2 separate regions of the Mus musculus genome follow, and region 1 is linked to region 2. The links are chromatin loops, found by intact Hi-C in ENCODE. Cell type or tissue: left cerebral cortex. All regions are shown on one strand.

Region 1 (8,000 bases), 250 kb before region 2:
TGTCAGCAACAGAATCCAGTAACAAACATCCCAGACTCACTGTGAAACCCAGGCAGACCTTGCCCAGAACTCAATGTTTCTCCATGCCAATCCTACCATTTGACATCATGGAACAACCTCAGGAACCCTTATCCCACTGCAGAAACGAACAATATTTTTTTTCTACTCTCTTCCACAATTAAAGATGGATCCAGGGTCAGAGGAAACAGAAAGGAGAACTAGAATTAGGCTCCAAAATACTCATACTTAAATATGTAATTTATATTATATTATATATTATAAATTAAATATTATGTATTATATAATATATTATATATAAATATGTATATGTACTATGCATGTAAGCTTTATAATGCCAAAGGAAAGGGTGAACCATTAGAGTTCAAACCTAGGAATCCAAGATCATTGGTGTAGTGTTCCTTCTGATTAGCTCATAAATCTGACTAAGCCTTCGTGACCAGGATGACCTCAATTTGGGCATCTCTGAGATCCAAGATTTCAAAGGTTTGTTCCAGGAGTTGCCCTCTGACTTTTGTACAATACTTGGGAATTACTTTAACCTCTTTGTGAACCTGTCCCATCTCTAAAGGGAGGTAATAGACTTGCCTTCATGCAACACTTTTGAAAAAGCTGTAAGACACCCGGAAGGGAGGCACGCTTTGGTTTAGAGAACTAATTCATCCTTTGTCCTTTCACCAGTGTTTAGATAACTGGCTGAGATAAACAATGCTGTTGAGTCCCCTTGAGTGGGTGCTTAGTCGTTTTCAGTTAAACAAGACATAAGTATTCCAAGAATGTGTTCCCTGTACTTCTGAAAACCTTTCTTCCTTGTTGGGATGTCTCAGATGACACCTAATAGGGAAGACTGCCCTTGGGACTGAAACTTGGAACCACCCACAAATTTAATTATTCTCTCTCAAATGTACGAGGAGCTTTTCTCCTCTGCATGCTTCTGGCATGATATAGAGTTCTTTCTGGCTCCTGAGATCTGTATCCATCAGTGTCTGGTGACCTCTGATGCTACAGTGGGCTCTGTGGGTGGTTCTACCTGCCACCTATGACTCCACTTTGAACACCTTTTCTAGTTTCATTTCTGTTGCTGGGATGAAATACCTAGACAAAAGCAACTTAGGGGAGAAGAAGGTTTCTTTTGACTTACAACTCCAAATGGTAGTCCATCATTGGGGAAATAGAGGCAGGAGCTTGAGCGGCTAGTCATACGACATCCATAGTCAAGAGCAAAAAGAGAATACACCCACTCATGCTGGCTTGTTTACTCTTTGCTAGCTTTCTCTTTTCTTATATTGTTCAGAACCCCCTGTCTGGAGAATGGTGCCACCCACAGTGGTCTGCATCCTCATATGTCAATAAGCTATCAAGACAGCCTCAGACATACCCACAATCAAGGCTGGTCTAGGTAATTCCTCATTAAGAATCTCCTCCCAGCCGGGCGTGGTGGGGCACGCCTTTAATCCCAGCACTTGGAAGGCAGAGGCAGGTGAATTTCTGAGTTCGAGGCCAGCCTGGTCTACAGAATGAGTTCCAGGACAGCCAAGGCTACACAGAGAAACCCTGTCTTGAAAAAACAAGACAAAACAAAACAAAACAAAACAACAAAAAACAAAACAACAAAAAACAAAAAACAAAAAAACAAACCTCCTCCTAGGAGATTGTGTCAAGCTGACATTAAAACTAACTAGAACAAGACTTTACAACTAATTTCATTTTAAAATAGTCTAACAGGGCTCGTCATTATCTTCCTTTTCCATCCTTTTATATTTTCATCTGTTTCAGGGAATTCTTAAAGGCTGATCATTCCCTTTCTTTCAACCGACATTTTCAACCAGTTGGGAAGTCATATAATATACGCGAAGATCCTGTTCTTCTTATCCCAACACCACTCTCCTATTTGCCCTTATCATCTCCCCTTTGAACTATTGCTGCTTACATTATACTGTATGCCAGGCTCTATCCTGGGAACTTAGGATATAAATAGTGACAAGATACACAGAAACCTCTGTCTTAAGTTTAATTCCAAGTGGATGGGAAAAGCCAATAATGAAAACATAACTAATACCTGAATTACACACACACACACACACACACACACACACACACACACACACACACACACAATCTCCATGTTACTGTGACCAAAATAACTAACAAAACTTTGAGTGGGAAAAGCACCATTTTAAGAGTGTCAATTTTTAAGCCAAGAAAAGGCTACTGAGTCAAATAGTATACACAATAGTGACCAGGAAGCAGAGAATAGGGTTTAGGCAAGATTTAGCTAAGGGTATGGCCCCAGTGACCTGCTTCCTTCAGCTAAATGTTGTCTCCTAATTTCCCTACCTTCCAATAGTGCCATCTTATTATAAATCCATCTAAACAGTTATTGGTCCTCTAAGTCAGAGTCCTCAGGATCCAATCATCTCTGGAAACACCCTCACAGACACAACCAGAGGTGGATTTCCCTCATCTCCTAGGCATGTATCAATTTGATCAGGTTGATGGTCATGGACAATTATCGATCTCAAATCATGGATGTTGGCAGAGACTATGATTTCGAACATGAGGGCTAGAATATACCTCTCGTTGAGAAGATAACACTCACAGAGGCACAGACACTTAGAACCGACCCCATGTCTTAGGAGGTTGAGGTGTGACAATCACCAATTCCAAGTTGCTGGTTTGCAGGTGCATTCAAGAAACATCAAGGAGAGAGAGAGAGAGAGAGAGAGAGAGAGAGAGAGAGAGAGAGAGAGAGAGAGAGAGAAGTTTCTGACGAGATAGCTTGACCCTGTCACCTGTCACTCTTTGCTTACAGCTCTCACACCAGGATCAGCTCCCTATCCCTACCCACTTTAGCCACAGTCCATTCATTTGGTACAGGAAGTCTTTCTTTCTACGATGTAGCCTATCTAGCTATCTTTCCATTGGCCTACGGGTGCTGCCCAGCAACCTACTGGATAATGGTTGTGCATCTTTGATAACGCTGGTTTAGTATTTATCTGTCTTTCTTGGACCATGCCCTGTTTCTTCTGACACCCCTTTCTCTGCTGATTGGCTCAGTGTCTAGTCTACCTTCGGTCTCTTCTCGAAGGTGAAGTAAATGTCTTCTATGCATGCCCAACTTCTCCCTCAGACGCTAGTCTAACCATCTTCAGACCATGCCCACCTGTGTCAACCTCTTCCTCCCACTTCAGGATTATCATGATAGTAAGATAATCAGTGTTGGTTGCTCCCATTGAAAAACCTAGGCTGTGTCTGCATAAATCTAAATTAAGTCCGGTGCCGGGTCCTCAGGTCTCCCCACTATAGCAATTAATATTGGAAAGTCAAATGAGGTTGGTGAGACTGGTAGCTACAGACCCTCTCAGTCTTTCTTCAGGTTTTCTGTAGATCTTCAGGTAATCCAGGCCCCATGCACACCTGCCGCCTCATGTTCTCTGAGGATTCTCATCTGTTTCACAGCCTTTTCTCTCCAGAACATAAGAAAACAGGAGCCCAAACTGGCCACAATGGTGCAAATCTGTAATCCCGGCATTGGGAGGCCTAGACAGGAGAACTGGCTTGTGCTTGTGGCCAGCCAGCAATACAGTATGACCTTGTCAAAGCACACCAGCATTTCATTAGGGGGATGCAGTTGACTGCCCTGTGCCAGGAGGTGACCAACGGACGAATGTCCTCGTGGTTAATGTAATGCCAGGTTTCCTTAGAGGACAAAGACTGATAGAAACAGATGGGGCCATTTTGTAAGCTTTCTATTCAAAGAAAATCAGAGAGAGAGAAGAGGCAGGGGGCTGAGAGGCGTATGCTAACAGAATGGAGCAGGTGTAAGAATTATGAAATAGCCTCTCAGAAGTAGAATTGCCCCCACAATGGAATAAAGCACCCCCCCATGCTGCATTACATTATCTGCTTAGCTGTCACATCAGGGGATCTGGGACCACAGCCAGGTGTAGCCAGGCACAGCCTGGGCAGCTGAACCATGCCAAGATAATTTGCTGAAAGACAATGGCATCCCAGCCAGCCAGTCCTGTGCCTGTGCTTAGGAGAGCCACAGTACTGTGCTACATCAGATTCAGCTTGGCAACCTCACGTTCTTCTGAGGGGCAAAGGGTGGGGGAGAGCCAGGGGAGAGGAGCTGCCAGGCGCAGTGGGCTGGGCTTTAAAACATCTCAAACGCCCGTGCCTTTCTATGTCTTTGGTAAATTTCCTTTCATTAGTGTTGTTAAACCTCAGACAGCCTGGAATCGTCTCCTTTCCAACTCAGCCATCTGTTCCCCTCTTGTCGACGATTGTGACCACACATTAAATAAGAAAAAGGCTTACTGTCAGAAAAAGGGTTTTCTTTAAAAAAAATACAATGGGGGAGAAAATACATGGAAATGAGCTTTTCAGAGGTGATCAATAGCAAGAGGTGGGGCTTTCTGAAGCAGGACCCAGGAACGTGCATTGGGAATTTCTTAGTGAATAGATAGAATAGTAAGCTTTTTGGCCAGCGTATTACGACACAGTAAATATGTATGGTTAAACTTCTTTTCTATACAAGGGACGGGGCTGGATGCTGCGCTGTTGTCTAAATATGAGGTGTCCCCCCAATTGCATTGTGGGTTGAACATTTGGTCTCAGTGCAAAGCTTAGAGATGGAGCTTTGGAGATGTGTTTGGACCATGGGGTTCCTGTCTTAATCAGTCCACTGATGGACTCACAGTTTGATCCCATTATTGGGAGGTGGTAGAAGCTAGGAATTGGAGGATAACAGTCACTGGAAGAATTCCACTGAAGGATCGATCTTATGCCCGCCCACACTGTTCTTCACTCTCTGCTTCCTGCTGGCTATAGAATAAGATTTGCTGTACCGTGTTCCCAGGGTGATGTTCTAGCTCCTAGCAGCAGTGGATCTAGCCACGGGCTGACACCTCCAAACCCTGGGCTAAAATGAGCCTTCCCTTCCTTCTTTGTTAGGAATAATCCTTAAATTTGTTAAAAGGTTCAGATTTTCTTTTATTTTTATGTGTATGCATGTGCTTGTTTGAGTTCTTATTGACCAAGCGTGTGCAAGTATATGGGGAGGGCACTGGATCCCCTAGGACTGGAGTCACAGGCAGTTGTAAATTGTCATGCGGGTGCTGGGAACTCTACCTCAGTCCTTTGCAAGAGCAGTTAGCACTCTTAAGTACCGAGACACCTCCTCAGCCCATGTTTCCAATAATTCTTTATAGTATGAAAAACATAACCAAAGAATTAAAAAATATTTAAGAATAGTGACTAGAGTCAGAGAAAGAAAATTATGAATCTACAGAGACAATAACTCATAAAATGGAAGGCATGGGACCACTGTAGCCTGGGAGTTCCAGAATCATTGTGAAAAAAAGGTCAATTTGAGGACTGGGGGATGAAAGGAGGGAAAGCCACATTAATAAGATCACAATGACCCACTGAGTGCAAACAACTGCCAAGTTCTTTCACATCCAGCTGGATCCCTTCCATGGTCTGGGCATCCTTCACCCCACAAACCAATTCAGTAAATCAATCTGCACATTTCACCTCAGCATAGAACTCACATTAGCTTTCTTTAACTTCTTTCTTCTTATAACGAAAGAGAATTTTTGTACAATTGCAACCATTAGCTGCATCTTGGACCAAGACTCTTAAGACCAGCCATTGTCTTCATGTGTCCCAGGTTCTAGTTGTCCTCTGTCTATCGTCTAGCTGGGTAACATTTTCCCTGTAGGAGGGCGTCCAGCTCTGAGCCTGGAATTCCAGATCTGAGAGATCCTGTGACCATGGTCTATCATTTTATGAGCACTCTTCTAATTATTAATGCAGCCTAATATTGCTTTAGTGCCCATGATGCACTGCAATAAGTAGCTAACTTGTGATATAACAACATAGTGAAGATGAGGATGATAATGATAATGATGAATCTCCACTTAAACTTCCCACTGAAACAACTGCCCATTGCCTGACTGCCCGTCACGGACTGGGGTGGGGACTCAGATGGGGAGGCAACGGCATTCTGATTAAGGAGAAGTAAAGGCACTCTTGATAGAGAGACTTTGAATTAGGTAGGGCTGTTCATCGACTGGGTGAAAACTGAATATCAAATGTATTTTGACAGAAGAGTGAGTTTAAGCAGTTTTGTGTGTGTGTGTGTGTGTGTGTGTGTGTGTGTGTGTGTATGTGTGTGTGTGTGATGGATTGAGAGCTGAACAGAACACAGAAACAGAGCCATGCACATTAAATATATGCTAAAGAATTCTGCTCTAGTAAATGGAACAAATATGAACTATCCAATATGTGGTGTTATTGAATTTGATTATCCATTTGGCGTTGTTTGAATCTGGGATTTGATGCCACCTATCTACCACTGTGTATCAAAATAGGTCTGGAATATACAATTATAAAGCAACTTGAGAATTCTCCTTTTAAAAGACCTAAGATCCAAAAGACAGAGCAAGATTCAGTAGTGTGTGCGTGTGCTTTTAATGAGTTCAGTTTTATTTTTTTCTGAGAAGAGCAGAGAGGAGGTGTTTGAGAACTCTGAAATGTGATTGAATAAACAAATGGCTGAATAACTAGATGCCAAAGGGCCAGTACTCGAAAAGATTTAGCTTTTGGGCTCCATGTGGGTGAGTAAGGACCAATGAAGAGGCCTTGAGAGGACCAGCCATAGGAGCCTCCATCCTGTGGACATGTGACAAGGGAAATTATTTTGGTTCCATGTACTGTCTAGTTCAGTGGTTCTCAACCTGTGGGTCATAACCTCTTTGTGTCAATTTGTAACAATGGAAACCGATCCTGAATGTCAGATATTTACATTACTATTCACAATAGTAGCAAAATTACAGTTATGAAGTAGCAATGGAAGTAAGTTTATGGTTGGGGGGTCACCACGGCATGAGGAACTGCACTCAAGGGTCACAGCGTTAGGAAGGTAGAGAGCCACTGCTCTAGTTCCTTATTTTTCTGTCTAGTTCTCAGCTATGACAATATAGATGCAAGTCACCTGAGAAGCAGTCCGAAGAGGACATGCAAGGGAAGAGGGAAGAAGGCACAAAGCAGAGCCACAGGTGGAACAGGAAACAAGTTCATAATGCACGTGTATGAAAATATCACGTTGAAATCTGTTATTTTGTATAATCGATGCATGCTGATCTAAAACTGATCCTAATTCCAAACAGAGGCAAATGGTGAAGAGGCTTATCAACGAACGGGGACAAGGACAGAACCATGGGGTCCAATCACATAAACAGTCTTAATCAGTTGTGACGTGTTCCATCATGGCTCTGCTCTCTTTCCCTGTCTGAAGTATCATCTGACTCAGCTTTGGTTCTTTAGCTAAAAAAAAAATCCCCTCACTCACCTTGAGACACAAGATCTCAGTCTATCCTATAAAATGCTTAATCTTGAGACATAAGCATCAATGTGAGTTCATTTTAAACCTGGCTTCCTCCACTGGGACCCACTGGGAACAAGCTGGTTACCGTGGTGTGGGAAAAGGACAGCGCCCCTCCCTACAGCTCATCACACGTGATGCTGGGAAGGAAAATCCAGGGAGGAAGACTCTGGAATGTTCTTGCCCAATGGCTATTGGTATTAATTATATGGCTCGCCATCTCTGTATTTAAAACTCACTTTCTCATGGAGACTTTATGTGCTCTTTGGTGACCTTCCTGCTATGCCTCTCTGATAGTCATTCCTGCATTGTGATTGTAAAGGTTTGTCTTGGTTGTCTACTTGACTGGGTTATTAGTTGTCTGGGACTAGAAAACGGTCTTTGGTGTGACTGACATGTGGGCCAGTGATGAGAGAAAAAAGACCTAAGTATGGGTGGTATCATCCAGTGGACCCAAATATTGGTGAAAGACATTCATGGTGAGAAGGAAGCATGTAAGGCCCTTTTCTTTCTGAGTGTGGTGTGTGTGTGTGTGTGTGTGTGTGTGTGTGTGTGTGTGTGTGTGTGTTGACATCCTCATCAGCTGTCATCT
Region 2 (8,000 bases):
AAGCAAGCAGCTATTACTGCATGGCTTTCTCAAGCCACTCACAGAGGCTGATGCTGGCACAAAGGTAGTCTTGGCCAGCAGCTTTGATTGACAGTCTTTTTTATCAAGACATTAAGGGCAGCAAAGGAGAGTTCAACAGCTGATAGGGAGTCAAACTAGCCTATCCCCCATAGTCTTGCTTATTTACAGGAAGTGGGGCATCAGCCATACTTTTTTTGGGGGGGGGGAGGCTTTAAGACAGGGTTTCTCTGTGTAACCCTGGCTGTCCTGGAACTCACTCTGTAGACCATGTTGGCCTCAAACTCAGAAATCCCCCTGTCTCTACCTCCCAAGTGCTGGGATTAAAGGCATGTTCCACCACTGCCCAGTGACATCAGCCAAACTTATATTAAGAACACCAACGTCAATAGTAATTTTAATGGATTTTTAACGGGGCTTTCAAAGTGCTTAAACATGTGTCAATGAAGTATACCTGGATGGAAGATTCTTTCCAAGACAAGGTGCATATTAAATATCCTTACCTTGAGAGAAACTTCAGTGACTACCACAAACAGTCATCAGCGGACCCCATACCCATGTCCTGTGAGACCTAGAGCATCTTGTTAGGATTACTTGACTGCTTTGGTCTTCCTTCTCATTCTTTCTCTTTCTGTAGCCTGGACACGGTTAGCCTATTTTTACTAGGAAACAGCTTCTGGATGCAACAAAGATCTGACGGAAGCAAAATGGATCTTAGAAGACTCTTGTAGAACAAGTAGGAGATGGGCAGAAAACTGAGGCAACTTGCCTATAGAAAAGCCACAAAAGGCTGTCTTAGTTAGGCTTTCTATGGGTATGAAGAGACACCATGACAGTGGCAGCTTTTATAAAGGAAAACATTTCATTGGGGGCTCTGGGATGGTTTGTATATGCTTGACCTGGGGAGAGGCACTTAGAGGGTGTGGCCCTGTTGAAGTAGGTATGGCCTTGTTGGAGTAGGTATGCCACTGTGGGTGTGGGCTTTAACACCCTCATCCTAGCTGCCTGGAAGTCAGTATTCTGCTAGTAGCCTTCAGATGAAGATCTCCTCCACCATGCCTGACTGGATGCTGCCATGTTCCTGCCTCGATGATGATGGACTGAACCTCTGAACCTGTAAGCCAGCCCCAGTTGAATGTTGTTCTGTATAAGAGTTGCCTTGGTCATGCTGTCTGTTCACAGCAGTAAAACCCTAACTAAGACACTGGGTCTGACTTGAGCAAATGAAACCTCAAAGCCCATCCGAAGTGATACACTTCCTCCCATAAGGCCAGACTTCCTAACAGTGGTGCTTCCTGTGAGCCTCGGGGTGCCATTTTCATTCAAAACACCCCAGAGGTGTATAAAGACTTTCTTGGGCAGACCAACATGTTCTCTGTGCATACAGATAGCCAACCAGATCTAACATAGGCGAGACCCAAACTTTTTCATATGCCTAGAACCTGAGCATGGTGAGAATCCCACCTGAGAACCTGTCACAGCGCTGTTCCTCCTCGGTGACAAGCTTAGTTTGAACGAAGAAAGATCTTGCCTGGAAGAAAAGGCAAGGCGTGGCTCTCTCTGTGCTACTCATGGTTGTGGTGGGACTAGGGGAAAGTAGAAGAGATTCTGCGAAATGTTCTAACCACAAGGGTATCAAAAATAGAATGTTTGCTGTATGTGTGACTTGAAAACCACAGGTTGAAATTTGACGCTCTTAGCTGATAGGTTCCTTTGGGTGGTCTCGTTCCCAGGTTACTTGGAGATTGATCAGCCTCTAAATCCAACTTCCCTCCCAGGTAAGAAGGAAGACATAGGCCACTGAGCGGAAGATCCAGCAGAACCATGGCGGTAGCGTGTTGTACAGAGAGGTGGTAGATATTGGAGTTATGCCTAATCCATTTAAAGGGAAAGTACAGTGGTTTGGGAGGATGGCAGCGAAGGGGAGGCTATGAGTGCTGGCTGGATTGATTTAAGGAAGAGCCAAGTGAGAGCCCAGTGTGGTGTTGCATGCCTTTACAGTGAAAGGCAGGCTGACCTCTGTGGGCTTGATCTACACCGGGAGTTCGAGGTCAGCCAGGTCTACAGAGAAAGACAGAGAGAGGGAGAGAGAGAGAGAGAGGGGGAGAGAGAGAGAGAGAGAGGGAGAGAGAGAGAGAGAGACACAGACTCAGTGACTGGATATGTATTCTGTGAAGACAGAGTTGTTGGGAGTATACTGATGGTAACACAGAGAACCATGGAGACATCCCTGTCCCTGAGAAATATGGGGAACAGAGAAAAATCAGTCTAACAGTCTCGATATACTTGAAGGAATCCTGGCACATTGGAGTAGGAGAGGAACCTCTGAGTCCAGGGCTCTGCACATCTTGATTGATGGACAAAGCCTGCCCTTCCCATGATGCTTCCCTAGCTTAGCCCCACCTCCATACAAGAGTGAGGTCCTGCAGCCTCAGGGACACCTCTGGAGAACTTGGTTCTAGTTAAAGACAGCTAACTATCTTATATTGAGCGTGGAATGCCACTTCAGTCCTGGTCAGATAATTTCTTCTGTTAAACGAGAACATTTAGACCTGTACATGTTAGGTGATATTTAGAGCTTCTTCATCTTCAAATATCTGGAAGCTAAATTGCAAATTAAAAATACAGCCTTGGTCACTTAAATGATTTTGTACCAGAGTTTGAAGCTAGGGCATTACACATGCCAAGTAAATATTCTACCACCGATCTATACCTCCAAACCCATGTTAATCTTTTATTTTGAGGCAGTCTTGTTTGATATGAGTTCACTCTGTAGCCCAGGCAGGCCTTGACCTTGTGATCCTTCCTGCCTCTTGATCTCAAGATGTGTGATGACAGTTCTGTGGCACCAGGTCCAGGTAGAACGTTTTGAAAAGAAAATAGCTTTTGAGTTGTAACATTGTTAGGAAAAATGTTTAAAGTGGGGGGGGGGAGAGGAGGAAAGGGGAAGAGGGAGGGGGAAATGAGGAAGAGGGGGAGAGGGAGGGAGGGAGGGAGAGAGAGAGAAATATGGGGAGGAGGGAGGAAAGGGGAAGAGGGGGAGAGGGAGGGGGAAATGGGGAAGAAGGGGAGAGGGAGGGAGAGAAGAGAGAAGGGAGGGAGGGAGAAAGAGAGAGAGGGGGAGGGAGGAGAGAGGGGGGAGGGAGGGAGAGGGGGAGAGGGAGGGGGAGAGAGAGAGAGAGAGAGAGAGAGAGGCGCGGGTGGTGAGGTGTGTTCACTGTTTAGCCTTGACTGTCCTGTAACTCACTAGTAGACCAGACTGGCTTTGAACTAGGAGATCCACCTGCCTCTGCCTCCTGCCCACATGCTGGAATTAAATATGGGTGCCTCCATGCCCTGCCTTTGCCTGGACTTTTAAATATCTTAATCTCCATCACACACGGGATACACCACATTTCCTTTTCAACCCTGGCAGCAGTCTTTCTCACACTCCCTCGCATACTTGAGTCACCTGTGGGGGTTACAGAGCAGCTCTGACTCAGCAGACCAGGGCAGGGCTGGAGAGTCTCTGGCCCCACCAGGCAGAGTACGCATGCACCAGTCTGCGCCCACGCTCCTGCAGCCTGCTCGCTCTGCAGTGTCAGTAGACCTCTGGTGGCCACATTCGAAATGTGCATTGTTACACTCGATTTTTTTTTCTTTTTTCTTCTGAAAATATTAAATGCTATGTCTCCCCAAAGCCAGCAACTCTACCAGTCTTGTTATTGGCAAAGCAAACAGGGTTTGTTGATTTGAACTCTAACTACCACAGTATTGAAACAGCCAATGTAACATTAGTTTGGACTCTTGATTTAGGTTTTGGTGTCACTCCAGAGAGGCCACATAGCCAGTTAGTGATCATCAAAGAAGGGGCACGCTTAGTCTACATAAATATTAAAGTGAATGTACTTTCTATAAAAGAATACAGGAAAGCAGTCCAGTAGAAGGCTTTATGTGGAGTAATGAATGACTTAAAAGGGCCTTCTTTATTAGTATTGAAAAAGAAAACCTCAGTCTTTTAATTTGACTCACCTTCTCCTGCCAGGGGTTGCCTTAAGTTGTATTTCTTATTAGGTGTTCTCTAATTTAGCCCTTCTATGAAGCAGACTAACCTGCTCTTTAATTAGAAAAATCGAGAGCAGTTTTATAGTAATTTTAAATTTCTGGGTTTTTTTTTTTTTTGGCTAATTTCCATCTATGCTACTGAAACAGAAAACAGAAACGCTGTCCACAGTTCAGATGAGATGTGTCTATCAGCATCCGAGAGACTCCGTTTTAAGAAACACTGCATTTTTTTCCTGTTTTTCTTCTAGCTGCAAACATTTTTTTTTTAATTTCGAATGTCAATAGACATATTTCCTGGTCCTGCCATGTACTTAGATAAATGTTCCAGAAGCCAACTCAGTTTTTTTTTTCCCAAATAACCAGAAAATGACTATCACTCTAGAGTGGGAACATCTGGCCCAAGAATGTTCACGATCTCTTAGCCCCAGGGCAATCCAACTGAAAACTTGTAAATTAACATCAATCTTAACTTGACTTTGATGGAAACTTCTCGTTTTATGCTTGAGCCGACTCAGCAGAACACAGTCCCCTGCAGATGCCGGGCATCAGTGCATTTGCTCATAGAAACTTCCTTGAGTGGAGAAATGTCCAGTGCTCTTGCGTAGGGCACATCAAGTGAGATCCCAGGGTGCTTTGCGATTTTTGCTGACTTTTCATAATCTTAGTAAAGTGTGTTGCTAAGGTTTCAAAGACGGGTGCTAAAATGAGTTTTCTTTTTTAAATTAATTTATTGATTTGTTTATTTACATTCCACACACTGCCCTTCTCCCAGCCCCCCAGAGTCCCTCCCTCTATCCCACCTCCCCTTTGCCTCTGAGATGGTGCCCCCCCCCATATCTCCCTACTCTGATGCATCAAATCCCTGCAGGATTAGGCACATCCTCTCCCATGAGGCCAGACAAGGCAGCCCTCTGCTACGTATGTGCCTGGGGCTTTGGTCCAGCCAGCCCTTGTATGCTCTTTGGTGGATGGCTCAGTTAGAAGTTTTATATGCTTATTTAAAACTCCTTTTCAGCCTTATAAAATAACCTGGCACTTATGAGAACTGTCTGTACAGTCCAATTCAAATGTTTCTGGTTGGAATTACAGTAGGAAAGGTTTTTCTTAGCACAGGTTTAATGAGATACATAATAAATGGTTAGGTATAGCTATTTCTACATCCATAGAGTCTATAAAGTCACACATGCCTTTATATGAATCTGTGAATCAGGGATCTGCCTGTGGTCGGTGGATTTAACCAGACTTTACCTGGGAAGAAACCCTGAAGCCACTAGTTTATCCACACTAAGCCTTTCATTGTATAGCAAAATGTCTGCAGGACGGGCTACTGTGCCTACAGGCAGGGTTTGCTTAATGTTTGACTTTTTCATTACAATGTGATATAAGGAAGAACGGAGCCTCAATAGACGCCTTTCCAAATAAAGAGCTCTTTATAGTTAGTTAGACTGCACTTTAAATTTCAACTTAAGGCTGAAGATAAAAGTTGGATCTAGAATGTTTGTCCCGTGGTCGCTAAAGCCCTCTGCTTGACACCCTCCATTGGAAACAAAAGAGTTCTCTCTCTGATAATTCTAATCCCCCCTCCATTCATGTCTTTCATCTTGGGGAGTTCCATTGCGTGAAGGAGCCAACATAAAGGTAATTATCCAAGTGAATGTTCAAGACAGAGTTGAAAGTCGAAGCGCCCCTTGCCACGTCTTAGCCACGTCTTAGCGACACAGCAGAGATTCAGTATTAAAATAAAGACGTAGCTCACTACCAAAAGCATGCACTTCAGACAGAAATCTGAATACTCAGGCTTTCTCATATGTGTGATAGCACCCTAACAACACACATACACACACACACACACACACACAGTATGACAAGACACAGAAAACATTTGACATTTCTAAACATTTTGGAATCCATGAATTCAGACATTAATAAGGCCAGAGACATAAACCAGGCCCCTCTGAGACTGGGGTGGGGGAGATCTCTTCTTTCAGAAAGGAGTGGCTCACACCAGTCTGGGATTCTTACACCCCAAATATTAAACCTTGCACTTTGGTTTGTTATAGTTACTGATGTCTTTAAAAAAAATCAGAAATATATTTAATATACACCTTGCACCTAATGTGGGTTCTAGTAAATTCTCCCATGGCCTGGAATCACTTTCATCAGATTGCGGGTCCTCCTACTTGGAGCTCAGCAGTTTTCCCACGGTAGAGGGATGGGAGATGTGACTGTGGATTCTAGAATCGTCTCTGGGACGTAGCCCAGGTGCATACTCAGCCTGTGGTTTGGGTGGGGCAGAGAAATGAGGCATCAATTGCCGCGAGTTGGGCAATGTACAGACAGGCAAATACTGAAAGTCAAGTCCCCAAGGAATGCAGAGCCGCAGCCAGAATAAACATTGCAAAACTGGGTCAGCAACTCAGGGGCCCAAACAGAACACTAAGGTAAAGAGTCCAAATGGGTTAGCAAAACAACGAAGGGAATGGCTGAGCGATGCTCTCCACAAGGAGCCAGAGACAGCTCTCTGAGGTCAGCTGACTGCATTTAGAACTAATATAGATCCAGAGTAATGTCAGCCCCACCTATGACCCACAGGATCTCCCTAGATCCACCTGATAGAGCGCTCCCAGGAGGACCAGAGCTTGCATTTCTAAGGTAGAATGTTCCATTGTCACTGTGGACAAAAGTGACTGCAGCTATGGCTGGGTCCAGTGTCCCGGGTCAGGCAGTCACTGAAGAAATCGTGATCTGAGAAGGATGTTCTAGGTCAGTGGCTCTCAGCTTCCCTAATACCGTGACCCTTTGATACAGTTCCTCATGTTGTGGTGACCCCCAACCATAAAACTATTTTCATTGCTACTTCATAACTATAATTTTGCTACTGTTATGCATCATAATGTACATAAATATCTGATATGAATATCTGATATGTAGGACATCTAGTATGCCACCCCTGAAGGGATTGCGACCCATAGGTTGCTGGTGCAGATAGTTTTCAGAGGATAAAGATAGAAGGAGAAAGGTTACAGAGTCTACATAAAGGACTCCGGTGGTCTTCTGATTTCTTAAAGTTTAGGTCTTCAAGCATATTAAGGAAATGCTAGCATCTTCCCCTGGGATGTCCTCCTTGAGGAACTGACAGCCATTAACTCACGTTTTTTGTTTTTTGTTTTTTTTTTCTTGACAATCGACTACAGTTATGTCTAAGTGCCAGTCAACTGCAAGTCTATTATAGAATGGACTGTCCTTGGGGAAAGCGTGCAGTGGTACAGTGTAGTGTTCGAGCTGGCATTGAGGGGATACATTAGGTATTTGGATTCTCCACTGAACTACGGAAGTTTCCTGAATTACCCTCGTACTGACTGTACTAATGTCGATCGATGACTTGGTTAGCTAAGTAAACTGCAGACATTAGCCCTGGGCATGCAGTTTTTGAGTGTGCCCTACTCTCTGTCAGCACCGTGTGGTCCCACCCCTACCCCCCACCCCACCCCCGCTGCTGCCACCTCCCCCCGCCACGCCCCTCCCATCCCGCCCCCCCCCCCCGAAGTTAAACACCCACCCGAGAACTCAGCCGGTCAGGGTGGGCTTGATTTCTCTGATGCCCTTCTCATTCCTTGTTGTCATTCCCCCCCCCCCCAGGAATAAGCACCTGACCCAGTGAGGGGACACGGGCCAGAGCTCTGGGGTGTTCCATCATCCCCAAGAGACATATGAGGAGTAGGAGGTTGCTTTGGTGCAGCTGCTTTGTGACATCATTGCAAATTGAAACCTACTCAAGGAAGTGCAGCGGCCCAGAAAACTGAGAGAAGCAACCAGGGCAAAGACAGAGCTGGCTCAGTGGGTAAGAGCTAAAGGCACAAGTTCAATTCCCAGGATCCGCGGGTGGTTTACAACCACTTGTTAGTCCAGAGCCACAGGGATCTGACCTTCCTGCCCTC

What was found. Hi-C counts contacts between places; a loop is a spot of excess contacts. Peaks named below come from ENCODE experiments on the same cell type or tissue, not always from the same donor. Only the 100,000 strongest peaks of a DNase experiment are listed, where the experiment ranks them.
Region 1: a loop joins it to region 2, with 3.0 times the contacts of the local background. A loop is called at or near these places in 4 of 42 quality-filtered maps.

Annotation. Positions count from the first base shown.
Region 1 is chr8:35,929,749-35,937,748 of GRCm38, forward strand. No RefSeq gene overlaps it. Among named protein-coding and RNA genes, the nearest start is that of 5430403N17Rik, 51 kb to the left of the region's middle. In left cerebral cortex, no CTCF peak of the experiment used is centred here; DNase peaks (open chromatin) are centred at 3,959, 4,228, 4,540 and 4,772; H3K27ac peaks cover 1,746 bases.
Region 2 is chr8:36,180,767-36,188,766 of GRCm38, forward strand. It overlaps Gm35520 (a long non-coding RNA gene), which reads left to right and starts at 7,707. Exons shown (of 4, transcript XR_870363.2): 1 at 7,707-7,903. In left cerebral cortex, a CTCF peak has its summit at 3,619; DNase peaks (open chromatin) are centred at 3,489 and 7,838.